3 separate regions of the Homo sapiens genome follow, and regions 1 and 3 are each linked to region 2. Evidence: chromatin contacts called from ENCODE Hi-C or POLR2A ChIA-PET data. All regions are on one chromosome and are shown on one strand. Each heading gives the region's core, a stretch centred on a gene start or an enhancer-like site at or near the end of the contact. The rest is flanking DNA. Distances are from core to core; before and after follow the strand shown. Region 1 holds the start of ASB8 (ankyrin repeat and SOCS box containing 8). Region 2 holds the start of TUBA1C (tubulin alpha 1c). Region 3 holds the start of SENP1 (SUMO specific peptidase 1).

Region 1 (4,504 bases), core at 52-2,551, 1.1 Mb after region 2:
GTCAGGAGTTTGAGACCAGCCTGGCCAACATGGTGAAACCCCATCTCTAATAAAAATACAAAAAAAAAATTAGCCAGGTGTGGTGGCAGGTGACTGTAGTCTCAGTTACTCAGGAGGCTGAGGCAGGAGAATCACTTGAACCCGGAAGGCTGAGGTTGCAGCCAGCCGAGATCACGCCATTGCACTCCAGCCTGGGTGAGAAGAGCGAAACTACATCTCAAAAATAAATAATGATGATGATAATAATAATAATAATAATAATAATAATAAAAACATTGCCAACATTTGCAACTTGGAAAAATTCACTTTTTAAAAAAAATCTGTATTTCAGCTTCTTTTGAAAAATGGACGATCTCACCATGGTGCAGTGGCAGGAAGTGGAGGGCATATTCCTACCTGGCAAAATTCCTTTGAGTCTGGAGCTCAAAGGAGGCCCACTCCTCAGACCAGGTCATGAACTTTCAGTTTACCATCCTCTTACTGATGTACATGATCTGTCTGGGCCTGCTTTAAATCTCTAATTGGTTAGATTTGGTTGCTTAGAACAAGCTCTGGGGAGTAGGTGTGGGGCACTCTGGTTAAACAGGCTACCGGGCAGACCACAACTCTTGCAGTCTGCCTAAATGGGCTGCTGCTTCACTCCTTCCATGCACCACCACCATGTGCTGCTGACTTCAAAATGTTTATGCTTTGCACAGAAAGTCTGTCACTCAGAGGTGTCATCATGTTTTTGTGCGGGAAGTTTCATTAACCCTAATAAGAGTTATAAAGGTCATTTATTCCTCTACATTTAGAATACTACACCTCTTGGGTGGTTGAGTTTGTCTTTGATATGGTTTACTTGAAGGAGGGTGGACATGTACAGGAGGGTTCTAAGGAGCATAGATTCGTTCCACCATTATGAATAATGCTGTAAGTATTTTTGTCAAAGACACTTCCTACTAAGAGTTTAGTCTCCTAAGCAACTGAACCATTGTGGATGGACCCCTGCTGGCCTGGTCCACGCAGGTGCAACCATATAGAATCGGCCCAACACTCAGGGTTCCTGAGCTTTTTTATCCCCGCTGCAGGACCAAGACCCGAACCCTGCGGCTGTGGCCGAGAACGCTGCACTGAGCCTGCGCGCAAAGCCTCTGAGTAAAAGGAGAAAGTAACCCCCTAACTAGGCCTCTGGAGGGCGAAAGCTGCTGCACAAGTCTGCGCAGGCGCGCCCCGCTGACGAACACTCATCAGTGCGCAGGCGCCCATCTTAGTTGGTCTTCTAGTCCGGTAAACAGAGGGCCTGCCCCCGACAGCTTCTGCTTCCGGGTCACGCCTTGACAGCGGCTTTCAACCCCCACCTCAGCCCAGCAATTCGGTGAGTGCGGTCCTTGGAGTGGGTCTACAGCCAGGTTTCCTAACCCAGGGTACCACGCCCAATAACGCTTCCTCTACTCCCTGGTCGAAGTGCTCTAGTTCTCGAGGCTGAGACTTATTTCCGGGCCTTAGAAGGCAGATCGAAGAGGGGGTTGGTCCGCGTCTGAGGCCCCCCAGCGCAAATTGCGTGATTCTCTTTCAGTACCGGACCTACCGGGATTGCTGCGATCTGTTTAGAGCCCGTGCAGAAAGTGACACCGCACGTCCTTGCGTTTCGTGCCCTTGCCCCCCGCCCCCTAGCCTCAGCGAGACAGCTGCCGCGGGCCCTCCCGCAGCAGGTGCGGTGGGGATTACGGGCGCTGCAGGCTCGGCCAAGGTTCTCCCGGGGCGGGAGGGGGCGGGGCCGAGGCCTCCCTCGCATCAGAGCTGTTGTGTCTTCTCTTTTCCAGTTTGCTTTTTTTTTTTTTTTTTTTCAGCTTCTCAGTAAGTGCCCTTTGGTGTTTTCTCTGGATCCCGTAGCAAAAGAAAACGAGGGAGACAGGGCTTTCAGCTCTAGCAGAGGAAAGGGCCTTCCAAGGGGATCAAACCTTACACGGGCTGCTGTCTAGTGAGATCGAATTTAGCTTTCCTTGACCATTCCTGAAGTGAATGCTGTCTGCCCTGAAGTTTCATTCCTTTACCGGGAGCTTCCAGGCAGCAGCAGACCACTGACCATACTCTCAGGAGTTCTTAGCCCAGAGCCCAAGAGCGCCCGGGAAATTAGTTCAGGATTTAGTTTCATCCGATTATCATGGCCCAGAAATGGTTAACAAAACGACTTTATTTATTTATTTTAATTTTTGAATTTTTTTGTAGAGACGATTGGGTTTTGGGGTCGTCTCGCCATGTTGCTCAGGCTGGTCTTGAACTTCCAGGTTCAAGAGTTCCTCCTGCCTTGGCCTCCCAAAGTGCTGGGATTACAGGCAACAGAACCACTTTGGTCCAAGCCTCCTGCTTTAGATGCTCTGTCTTCTGCTGCCATTCTTGGAATTACCAACTCAAATGCACTTGTCTTTTTTTTTCCTTGAAACAAAAAAATTATAAGATACAGATACTTGTCTCAGAGCAGTTTAGTGGCTACTGGAGAGATTAAAACACATGCCAAATCTAAACTATCTAGAAAATGTCATAGAGACATATAAACAAGTGTGTCAGCTTATCCGTGCATGATAACGGGAGAAAAATACCTAATTTGAATTATCGATACATATGAATATTTTTACTTGCATTCTTTTAATGGAATTTACATCTACTATAAATGGCTACTGATTCACAAAATAGAAACTATCAGAATTTATAGTATATAATATATAAAGGGATACACAATCACAAAAAGCAAAAATAGGCCGGGCATGGTGGCTCATGTCTGTAATCCCAGCACTCTGGGAGGCCAAAGCAGGTGGATGACCTGAGGTCAGGAGTTTGAGACCAGTTTGGCCAACATGGTGAAACCCTGTCTCTACTAAACATACAAAAATTAGCTGGGCGTGATGGTGCACACCTGTAAATCCCAGCTACTCAGGAGGCTGAGGAACGTGAATTGCTTGAGCCTGGGAGGCTGAGGTTGCAGTGAGCTGAGATCGCACCACTGCACTCCAGCCTAGATGACAGAGTGAGACTCCGCCTCAAAAAAAAAAAAATAAAGCAAAAGACTATATATACATATATATATATATATTTTTTTTTTTTTTGAGATGGAGTCTCACTCTGTCATCTAGGCTGGAGTGCAGTGGCGCGATCTCAGCTCACTGCAACCGCCACCTCCCAGGTTCAAGCGATTCTCCTGCCTCAGCCTCCCAAGTGGCTGGGACTACCAGGGGTGGTGCATGCCACCATGCCTGGCTAATTTTTTTGTATTTTCAGTAGAGACGGGGTTTCACCATGTTGGCCAGGCTAGTCTCGAACTGCTGACCTCAAGTGATCCGCCCATCTCGGCCTCCCAAAGTGCTGGGATTACAGGCGTGAGCCATCGCGCCCCGCCAAAACATTATATATTATTAAATGACCAAAACAATTTCATATGGGTAATGTGCTTATTTATTTCAAGTCTTGAATTTCTTAGGATCTAAAGTAATAAACTTTACATTGGTTCAACAGATGTTAAGAACCTACCATGTGTTCAGGTACTATTGAAAAAATCAGTATCGTTATTCCCAAAGAGCTTATAATAAGAACACAGATTTCTAAGCAGTTGCACCTAGAGAGCTGATACTGTGTATTATATTTTCCCTATTGTTTTTGATATGTACTGTTTCATAGAAGTGTTCTACCTTATTGGCTGTAATTTTAAATGGTCCCTAACTCTTGTCTCTTATACAGCCAAGCCTTTTAAGTTGAATTGAAGTATATTGCATTATTTTCTTCTTCCATCCTAGAACTCTGTCCTATTGTGGTTTCAACATATATTTCACCAAATCTATTTCTCAGTTGCCATGAATAGCCAATTATTAAAAATTTTCACTCATTTTATTTATTTTTTTGAGATGGAGTCTCACTCTGTTGCCAAGATTGGAGTACAGTAGTGCAGCCTCAGCTCACTGCAACCTCTGCCTCCTGGGTTCAAGCTATTTTCCTGCCTCAGCCTCCCGAGTAGCTGGAATTACAGGCGTGCGCCACCATGCCCAGCTAATTTTTTTTGTATTTTTAGTACAGATGGGCTTTCACCATGTTGGTAAGGCTGGTCTCGAACTCCTGACCTCAGGTGATCCACCCACCTCAGCCTTCCAAAGTGCTGGGATTACAGGTGTGAGCCACCACGCCCCACCTTTAACTCATTTTAAAATCTGCAAATTTTCCTAAAACTGAAAGTACATTTTATTATTCTGAATTTTAATTTTTTCCTAGTTTTATATAAATGACTCCAGGGTAGTTATACTTTTGCTTTCCTTACCTATTTTAGAATACTACCTCAAATATTTCCTTTTTTTTTTTTTTTTTTTTGAGATAGAGTCTCACTCTGTTGCCCAGGCTGGAGTGCGGTGGCCCGATCTCGGCTCACTGCAAGCTCTGCCTCCCAGGTTCACGCCATTCTCCTGCCCCAGCCTCCCAAGTAGTTGGGACTACAGGCGCCCACCACCACGTCCAGCTAATTTTTTTGTATTTTTTGTAG
Region 2 (4,132 bases), core at 380-2,879:
CGCCCAGATAATTTTTGTATTTTTAGTATAGACGGAGTTTCACCGTGTTGCCCAGGCTGGTCTCGACCTCCTGAGCTCAAGCGGTCCTCCCGCCTCGGACTCCCAAAGTGCTGGGATTACAACCATAAGCCATCGCGCCCGGCCTAAGATAGTTGTTTTCAATACTTCTGGAAGCTTTATAGAAAACACTCAAGTTACGTATAATTTCACGTTTCTTGAAAACTGAACTAAGAACACGTGGTACTAGTTTACTCTGGGGTTTGCGGGTTTTTTTTTGTTTTTGGACGGAGTCTTGCTCTGTCGCCCAGGCTGGAGTGCAGTGGCGCGATCTCGGCTCACTGCAAGCTCCGCCTCCCGGGTTCACGCCATTCTCCTGCCTCAGCCTCCCGAGTAGCTGAGACTACAAGCGCCTGCCACCACGCCCAGCTAATTTTTTTTTTTTTTTTTTTAGTAGAGACGGGGTTTCACCGTGTTAGCCAGGATGGTCTCGATTTCCTGATCTCGTGATCCACCAGCCTCAGCCTCCCAAAGTGCTGGGATTACAGGCGTGAGCCACCGCGCCGGGCCGGGTTTGCGTTTTTTTGAGACAGTTTCGCTCTGTCGTCCAGACTGGAGTGCAGTAGCGCGATCTCGGCTCAGGGAAACCTACGCCTCCTGGGTTCAAGCGATTTTCCTGCCTCAGCCTCCCGAGTAGCTGGGATTACCGGCGCGCGCCACCACGCCCAGCGTTTTTTTTTGTTTTTTTTTTTTTTTAAAGTAGAGACGGGGTTTCACCATGTTCGCCAGGTTTGTCTCGAACAAGTGCTGGGATTACAGGCGTGAGCCACTGCGCCGGGCCAACTCTGGTTTTATAAGAAAATATCCTTTTGTGGACGTGTTTTTAAACCCGGCTTAAGTAGAAAGCTTCAGCTATAAACCTACCACTAGATTAACACCAGAAATGCAGGATTAGGCAACGTGAAAGTTAATTATTCCCTTCCAAGGAGGTGCCTGCCTCCATTCTCAAGTGGACTGGCGCAGTTGGAAGCTCTCCCCAGGGCAGGGCCACAGGTGACTCAGCAGCGAGTCACTGGGCGCTGGAGAGGGGGAGCCAGGAAGTGCTGCACCGTCGGTGCGGGAGCGCACGAGGGCCTCCGGGGCCCAGTTTGTAAGGCAGTAGGAAGGAGAGGTCGCTTGAGAAAACGTGGGGAGGGATTTTTAGTTTAAGTTCTTGGAGGCCAATGAGCAGGCTCCCTGACCTTCCTCCCTAGGGCAGTAGCGGGCCCTGCGGGGAAAGCCCTCACTAGGATCAAGAGGGCTTTCCATTTCCACTGATGGCCGCACCCGGGCCAGGTTTTCCGGCCCGAACTGGTGTCTGCCAAGTGAACTCGACCTTCCAGCCCGGCCGCCACAAGCCAGGTTAACCGGAGGGGCCCGGGGTAGTCTGGAGCTGTCCTGGGCGCGGCCCGAGGTGCAGGCAGTAGTTTCCGGGCCCGCCGTCCCCTGGGACGCGCACTCTTCCCCAGCCCCGAGGGAACCCCACTCACCATGACTAGAACTTGAAGGGGTCTGCGGCGGTGAAGGAGGCGAAGGGACGGCAACAAGGATCTCCCACTAACAGACTACCAAGGAGTCCGGGGGAGAAGTAGTGAAAGGGTGGCCGGCCCCGAAGGGCCTTATATACCCGGTCCCCGGCCACGTGTCGGGAGGGCGGGCCCCAGACCCCGCCCCGTGCCGCTGCGGCCCCACCTTCGAGCCCTGGCCTGCGCCCGGCCGCACCCGCGGAGTGGGGGCGCGCGGCGCTGATTGGCGGATTCAAAAGTTCAAACCAAACTCGTCGGAAGGAGCCAGGAGCAGGAAGAGGAGGAAGGGGAGGAAGGGGAGGAAGGGGAGGAAGGGGAGGAAGGGGAGGAAGGGGAGGAAGGGGAGGAAGGGCAGGAAGGGCTCTGGGGCTGGAGAATGGGCCGGGACAGGGACAGAGGTGTCCACTGGGAGGAGGGAGCAGGCCGGACGTCTGCCCCGTCCCCGGTGGGTGCGGGGGCGTCAGGTGGGCAAAACCCCAGCGAGGGGAAGCTCCAGGTAAGAGGGCGACCGCGCCCAGGAGGGAAGCCCTTACTGCACCGCCCCGGCCTCGCCCCCGGTCCCCGCGGCTGCGCTCCCTACGCCGCCGGGGAGGCGCCGACGCCGGGACCAGGCTGCGGGTTCCGCCTCGGAGTCCTGGCTGCCGGGCACCCCGGCTGGGCCCGCGGGCGCCCGCTCCCCTCGCCGCTGAGGGCTGTCCAGAGAGAGGGCTTGCTCCCCACTCTAGGTCTGAATCACCACGAACGCGCCTTAAACTCTATTCCCACCTTTTTGGTTGCTTTTCCTTACGTCCTCTTTAAATGAGCCTTTGGCTTCTAACAGTCTCCTCCCGATAGGCGCAAAAGCAGTTTTTTCAGTTCATTAGGATAATGAATAGCTTACATTTTTTGATTGCTAACTATGCAGAGTAGTTGGCTTTTTTTTTTTTTTTGAGACGGAGTCTCGTTCTGTCACCCAGGCTGGAGTGCAGTGGCGCGATCTCAGCTCACTGCAACCTCTGCCTCCCGGGTTCAAGCGATTCTCCTGCCTCAGCCTCCTGAGTAGCCGAGACTACAGGCGCGTGCCACCACACCTGGCTAAATTTTTGTATTTTTAGTAGAGACGGGGTTTCACAGTGTTAGCTAGGATGGTCTCGATCTCTTGACCTCGTGATCCGCCCGCCTCGGCCTCCCAAAGTGCTGGGAATACAGGCGTGAGCCACCGCGCCTGGCCGAGTAGTTGGCTTTTCATATCACATGATCACATTTCATCCATATGACAAACTCTATGAATTATTATCCCTAGTTTACAGATGAGGAAAGTAGAGCTCCGAGGAATTAAACCCTTCAACACTAACTTGTACTGCGTCATACTAAATGTGCCTCTCTGACCATCTCTGCCAAGGTTTCTCAGAAGCGCCTTTTATTTCTGTTGTTTTTGTTTCTCTGCAACTCTATCATGTTATCTTAGCTCATGAATTCCTTGACCATCTCTGGGAGATACAGAGTTTATGGAAATATTGAGGGAACAAAAGTGAATTTTCTGGCCGGGCACGGTGGCTCATGCCTGTAAGTCCAGCACTTTGGGAGGCCGAGGCAGGCAGGTCACTTGAGGTCAGGAGTTCAAGATATACTTCAACTCACACATACAAAATGGCCCTTGTGGAACATATGTGTAGAGATTTTAGTCTTAGTAGAGCTTTTCAACTTTTTCATTCATTCCCCAGATATATTTAGCACAGTATCCGAGATGCTTAGGGAATATGTTTGTGAGCAAAACTGATGGCTCTGCCTCATGGAGAGGGAATAGGGAAGATAGGGAAGTGGGAGTGGGATAGGGAAGAAAAACAACCAACAGGCCTGGCGCAGTGGCTCAAGTCTGTAATTCTGGCACTTTGGGAGGCGGGCGGATCACTTGAGGTCAAAAGTTTGAGACCAGCCTGGCTAACACGGTGAAACCCCATGTCTACCAAAAAATGTGAAAATTAGTCGAGCATGGTGGTGCACACCTGTAATCCCAACTACTCGGGAGGCTGAGGCAGAATTACTTGAACCTGGGAGGTGGAGGTTGCAGTGAGCAGAGATCGTGCCACTGTACTCCAGCCTGAGTGACAGAGACTCTGTCTCAGAAAAAAAAAAAAAAAAAAAAGAGTAATTCTCTTGTACTTTAAATTAATTTTAAGCATTGGGATCCATATTTAGATTTGCTGCCCTCTGCTGGAATTTTTTGGGGAAAAATTTCCTGGGTAGACAGTTAAACATTTAACCTTTATGTTAACAGATCTTTATGAGTCTAAAAATTACAGTGTAAGGAGAGGCAGAAACTGGACTTACTTTTCAGTTGACAGTTTCCAGAATTCACCAAAAATATGCTAAATTATTATTATTATTTTGACATGGAGTCTCGCTCTGTTGCCCAGGCTGGAGTGCAATGGCATGATGTCAGCTCACTGCAACCTCCACCTCCCAGGTTCAAGCAATTCTCCTGTCTCAGCCTCCCAAGTAGCTGGGGTTACAGGCATGTGCCACCATGCCCAGCTAATTTTTGTATTTTTAGTAGAGATGGGGTTTCACCATGTTGGTCAGACTGGTTT
Region 3 (4,590 bases), core at 1,451-3,950, 1.2 Mb after region 2:
CTCAATAAAGGTTTCCAGTGAATTGACTCCAATATAGATGTATTTAAGTTAAGACGAAATACATAGATGTGTTTCTGAAGCTTCATATAAATTGCCTGTGAATTGAACATTTAAAAATACATGAGAAATCTATTATTAAATGGTTTCCTAAGATGAAAATTTTTTACAATATTTAGAATCATTTTGTAAAATAATAACTCATTTAGTCAACTTTCTTAAGTTTCACATATTTATATATCAAGGATGCTGACAATAGGATAAACCAGATTAGTAGTTTACAGTTATGAGCCAATTGATTTAATATTGACCAAATTAAGTTATTCTGCATAGAGATGTGTCTGTTTCCCTACAATTTCCCAGATGATCCATCCCCACCTCTCTCCCTTCTTCCTTTCCCTCCCCATCCCTCTTTCTCTTTCTCTCTCTCTTTCTCTCTCTCTCTGTTTCACACACACACAGACTTTCCCCCTTGGGTCTTATATTTCAGCTTTAGTAGGTCTACGCTGATTTATAATACTATGCATACAACTTTCACTTTCCCATATTCCTTTGAACATTTCTCACTGTTGACCCACATGCCTCACCAGTTTTGAAAACAGGTATGCTTCCCACGGTGTCTGGATCATCCATAGTATCTAGACTCTTCAAGATGTCTGTCTTTGGTGGTGGCTTTGGTATGAGCATGCTGGAAGTAGAAGCTTCCCCAGCTGAGAAACAATAGCTTTAGGTCACCCTCAAGGTGGGATTCTGGGAAGGGAGTGTTCCTTACTCCCTTTCATTTTCCCTATGACTCTGAGCTGTCCAGGGCTTTCTTTCCAAAAATCCAGTGAAAAATTAGAGACGCGATGTACCTCAAAAAGATTCTATTCCCTTGACATACATGGGGGAAAGCAGAACATATAACTAGATACTTTGAGGTGGGGTGGATGAGAAGGCCATTTTTCCTTAGGGCTTGATTTATCTGATAGTTTTGGAGTGTCAGTTATAATGACAATAAAGATTCCCACAGATGAGCCCAGACTGGTCGAAGTAATTCACATAACAACACAATAATGACAAGCTCATGGGATAAATTTTGTTCCCCCCTCAACTCTCAAGTCCTCCTTATCTGCCTGGCATCTATCACAACAAACCAGGTCAAAATCTTACCTGGAAAATACACGACTCAGTGATCAATATTTTATCAAAGTGAGAATGTGATAAACAAGGTCAGTTGACCCCTAAAATCCGTATTTACACTAGAAAGCCTCACATCCTGTATTTAGACTTCTTGTGAGAGAACCCATTCTCTGTCACTGGAGTATGATCAGGAGACAAGGGTACCTGTTCTCTGAGGAGTCCTGACTAACTGGCGAGACTGAATCACACACATGAAAAATTTCAGATGAAACTCGTCTTTATGCATGGCTGCCTCCTAGAAATAGAGACAGAGTTTAATCCAAACGAACAGAGCTGTGAAATAAGATGTCAGTGACTGACATGGACCAGCTACACTCATGACTACTTGGCCTTAGGACTTGACAATATAATATAAAAGTATCAGCACATGAGGCAATACAAATAATCTACTTTGATGTATTTGACAGGGGAGGAAACCCTGAACTCAGCAAGCTGCTGAGAGTATCAGAAAGGCTGGGGGCCTCCAGAAACTGCCCTTCTTTAAGTCTGAGCTCAGACTGTGCCTGTGGCTGTGATCTGGGTGTAAAGGACCTATTAAGGGGGCATTTCTCTAAGACTTCTACAGGGCCTGGGTCCAGAGGCCTGCCAAGCTGAGGTGCTTGACAAAAAGCCTGAATGAACAAACATATTTCTTCCCATTATGTTCTCTTAGAAAGTATGGCAGATTCCAGGTTAATCAATGTGTCCCAGGAACAACAAAGCCCTTCAAAGGTCACAGGTGATTCCTGGGTCCTTCTCTATCTCTACCCAGAAAAGCAGATCTCTAGTGGGCTCCCAAAAGCTTTCCTCACAGCTCTGCCTGTTTCAAATTCCTCCAGAGTTCTGGAAGGTTCTACATCTTGCCAGAGTCTAGCCTAATCCGTCCTCAAGTTGCTTGTTTGTTTGTTTGTTTGCTTGCTGAATGGTCAATCAAGTATGAGGTGGTGCAGAGTACAGGATTGCAAGTTAAGAAACTTGTTTCCTAGTCCTAGATGGGCCGTGCACTTAAAACCTTTGGGAAATCACTTCACTTCTCTGAACCTGGTAAGACTAAAGTATCTCCAATAACCTCTACAAGCACTAACGTTCTGTGATTCTCAATAAAACACGAGATAGCCTGAGATCGATTTAGATCTCAGGTCCCTATCTGTCGGGGGAAGCCACAGGTTTCCGCAGATTTAGGGCCACCGCGAAAAGCTGCCATGGAAACTGGAACGCAAGCAAGCAAAACTCGCCGGGCGGAACCAGAAGGCGGCGGGTAAGGGAGCAGAGGGAACAGAGAAAAGCATAGGACGAAGGGCTCACTAACAGTATTCCGAGTACGAGAAAGCGAAAAAGCCCAGACTGAAAAGGGTACTGAGAAATTACGACTAGTCTTAAATGCTCCCTTCGCTTCTCGGGCCTCGCCACACCGCGCAGGCGCCCCACTGGTCCTTAACTCTGTTCTTTGACCTCCTGCCCCAGCCCCCTCCTCTTCAGCCACCTAGCGACTCTTCCGGTGCTGTGAAGGCGGTTCCGGTTCGCGGCGGTTCCCGGGTTTTGCGTTCCGCGCCCGGCCGGAAACCCCTTCGCATGGCAGCCGGTTCCGGTTCGGTGAGTGGCGGCGGGAAGCTGGGGGAGGGGTGAGGATGGAGGGAGCCTGGTCCAGGAGACTGTGTCGGACCCGGTCAGCCGGCCCGGGCTGGACTGGGCGGAAGCGGGGAGCACTGTGGGGCCGGCGCCTTTTCCTCTGCCCCGCCCCCTGGGACCACCTCCCCTCCCCCCTGCTGTCCGGTGGCCGCGCTGTGGCCGCCGGTGGCCGTTAGGCTACCTGAGGCCGTTCCTTCTGGTCTCTCTCTCCTGGGCCGCGGAGAGACCGTCTCCCTGCCGTTACAGCAGGCCCCATCCCAGCGCCCAGCCGTACTTGGGGAAAGGCCGGTTGCGATTCCGGGGCTTTCCCGCCAGAGCTGGGTCTTCTCTGGGGAGAGCTGTTTTCACCGGGAAGCTCGGCTTTCTGTGGTACCGGCTTCATCTCCCGCCTTCCTTGAGACCCGAGTGATATTTCTTGACTACTTCTGCGTCTCACGTAAACATTTCTCCAACTCTCCTACTCTGTGGTATCTCCCTGAGATGTGATATCGCTAGTGCCACCATCAGAAAGAAACGTCTGGACCCTCCTGCTCAGGTTATGAAAATCCCCTTAACTGCCACAATTTGCTTACCTGGCTCATCGCCTCCTGGTAATTCCCTTGAACCGTCTCTTTCTTGGTGTACCCTAACGTGATCTCTGGATCTATGCCTCGTTTCTCTTTCCTTGAGCTTGGTGATTTCTGTTTATCGGTGCCTGTGCAGTATTTCCACTATCTTGTTAGCAGTAACTTGCTTCTTTATCACTTTCAAGTCAGCCTTGTTAAAGTCATTTTACTTCATATTTGGTACACTTATTATATTTGGAGTGGTGGTGATTCTTGTAATATTCATATAAAGCCTTTTATCTACTACCAACTATTTGACTGAGGGTCTTTGTTATAATTGGTTATTCTGGATGTATTAGATCTCATCATCTCCTAAATCTTTATTCTTCATAAAAATAATTTGTGTTAAGGACTCATGTTGAAATACAGATTACCCTGACTTTGAAATTACAGTTAAAGCGCAACTTTAAGCATCTCTATAAGCATGATCCCTTAACCTACTTCCAGTTTACACTCTACCACCCTTTATTTTTCCTCTCTAGTCCCTTTTAGGAAGGCTTATTCATTTTTAACTGACTTCAATTAATTATCCCAACTGCAAAGATGGTCTTCATGTCACTCATCTAATGAGTTGTCTAGAGGGAGTGGATGGGTACAAAAACAGGTTCTGCTACTTCTGGCTAAGGGAATGCAGTTGTTGACTTGCATTGCGGCTTTGGAACTCTTGTCCTTTTCTTCCCAACTTCTACATCTTCTATCAGTTGTACCAGCTCTACTGTCTTGCGGTACCTGTTTATGGATCTGGCTTTCCCTACTGGACAGTGAGCTGCTCAGTGGCAGGGACCCTTTCTTAATGCACGTAGTCGGTGCACAGTAAATGAATGTGTATGAAAGAATTTGAACACTTAGGGTTTACGGCGTTAGAGTGTTAAGGTATTTAAGGTGTTAGAGTGATTGGGAGAGATTACATGTAAAAATAGAAGGAAAGAACCTCAAACACATGACGATATAGTACAAACTATTGTACACATAATTGTTTTTCAGAACTTGGAAAAGGGTGATTTCACATGGTTGCTTTCACACCCTTCTTATATCATAAATTGTTCTAACCACATCTTGGTCCTGGATAAAGCTAACATTGCGTCTCTCTCTCTCTCTCTCTCCCTCCCTCCGCCCCCCCCCCCCCCCCCGTCTCTCTCTCTCTCTCTCTCTATATATATTTTTTTCTTCTTTTTTTAGACAGAGTCTCGCTCTGTCA

What was found. A loop is a pair of places that touch in the nucleus more often than their neighbours do. ChIA-PET counts read pairs that join two places held with the same protein, here RNA polymerase II (POLR2A). Pooled maps may share reads with other maps.
Region 1: a loop to region 2 is called in a pooled map, with 5 times the contacts of the local background. The contact joins the promoter of ASB8 here to the promoter of TUBA1C in region 2. A Hi-C loop is called at or near these places in 2 of 50 pooled maps. POLR2A ChIA-PET finds 5 or more read pairs at or near these places in 2 of 52 experiments (OCI-LY7 and T-cell).
Region 3: a loop to region 2 is called in a pooled map, with 5 times the contacts of the local background. The contact joins the promoter of SENP1 here to the promoter of TUBA1C in region 2. A Hi-C loop is called at or near these places in 2 of 50 pooled maps. POLR2A ChIA-PET finds 5 or more read pairs at or near these places in 2 of 52 experiments (PC-3 and naive thymus-derived CD4-positive, alpha-beta T cell).

Annotation. Positions count from the first base shown.
Region 1 is chr12:48,154,312-48,158,815 of GRCh38, reverse strand. ASB8 (ankyrin repeat and SOCS box containing 8) reads left to right here and starts at 1,301. Exons shown (of 4, transcript NM_024095.5): 1 at 1,301-1,357. RefSeq lists enhancers at 1,121-1,340, 1,371-1,420, 1,441-1,490, 995-1,517.
Region 2 is chr12:49,262,579-49,266,710 of GRCh38, reverse strand. TUBA1C (tubulin alpha 1c) reads right to left here and starts at 1,629. Exons shown (of 4, transcript NM_032704.5): 1 at 1,527-1,629. The coding sequence starts at 1,529. RefSeq lists silencers at 1,000-1,213, 1,568-1,827, 1,868-2,307 and an enhancer at 1,278-1,437.
Region 3 is chr12:48,104,189-48,108,778 of GRCh38, reverse strand. It overlaps SENP1 (SUMO specific peptidase 1), which reads left to right and starts at 2,700. Exons shown (of 18, transcript NM_001267594.2): 1 at 2,700-2,751. It also overlaps a transcript of PFKM not described here. RefSeq lists enhancers at 1,954-2,827, 3,113-3,322, 2,828-3,703 and a silencer at 2,833-2,972.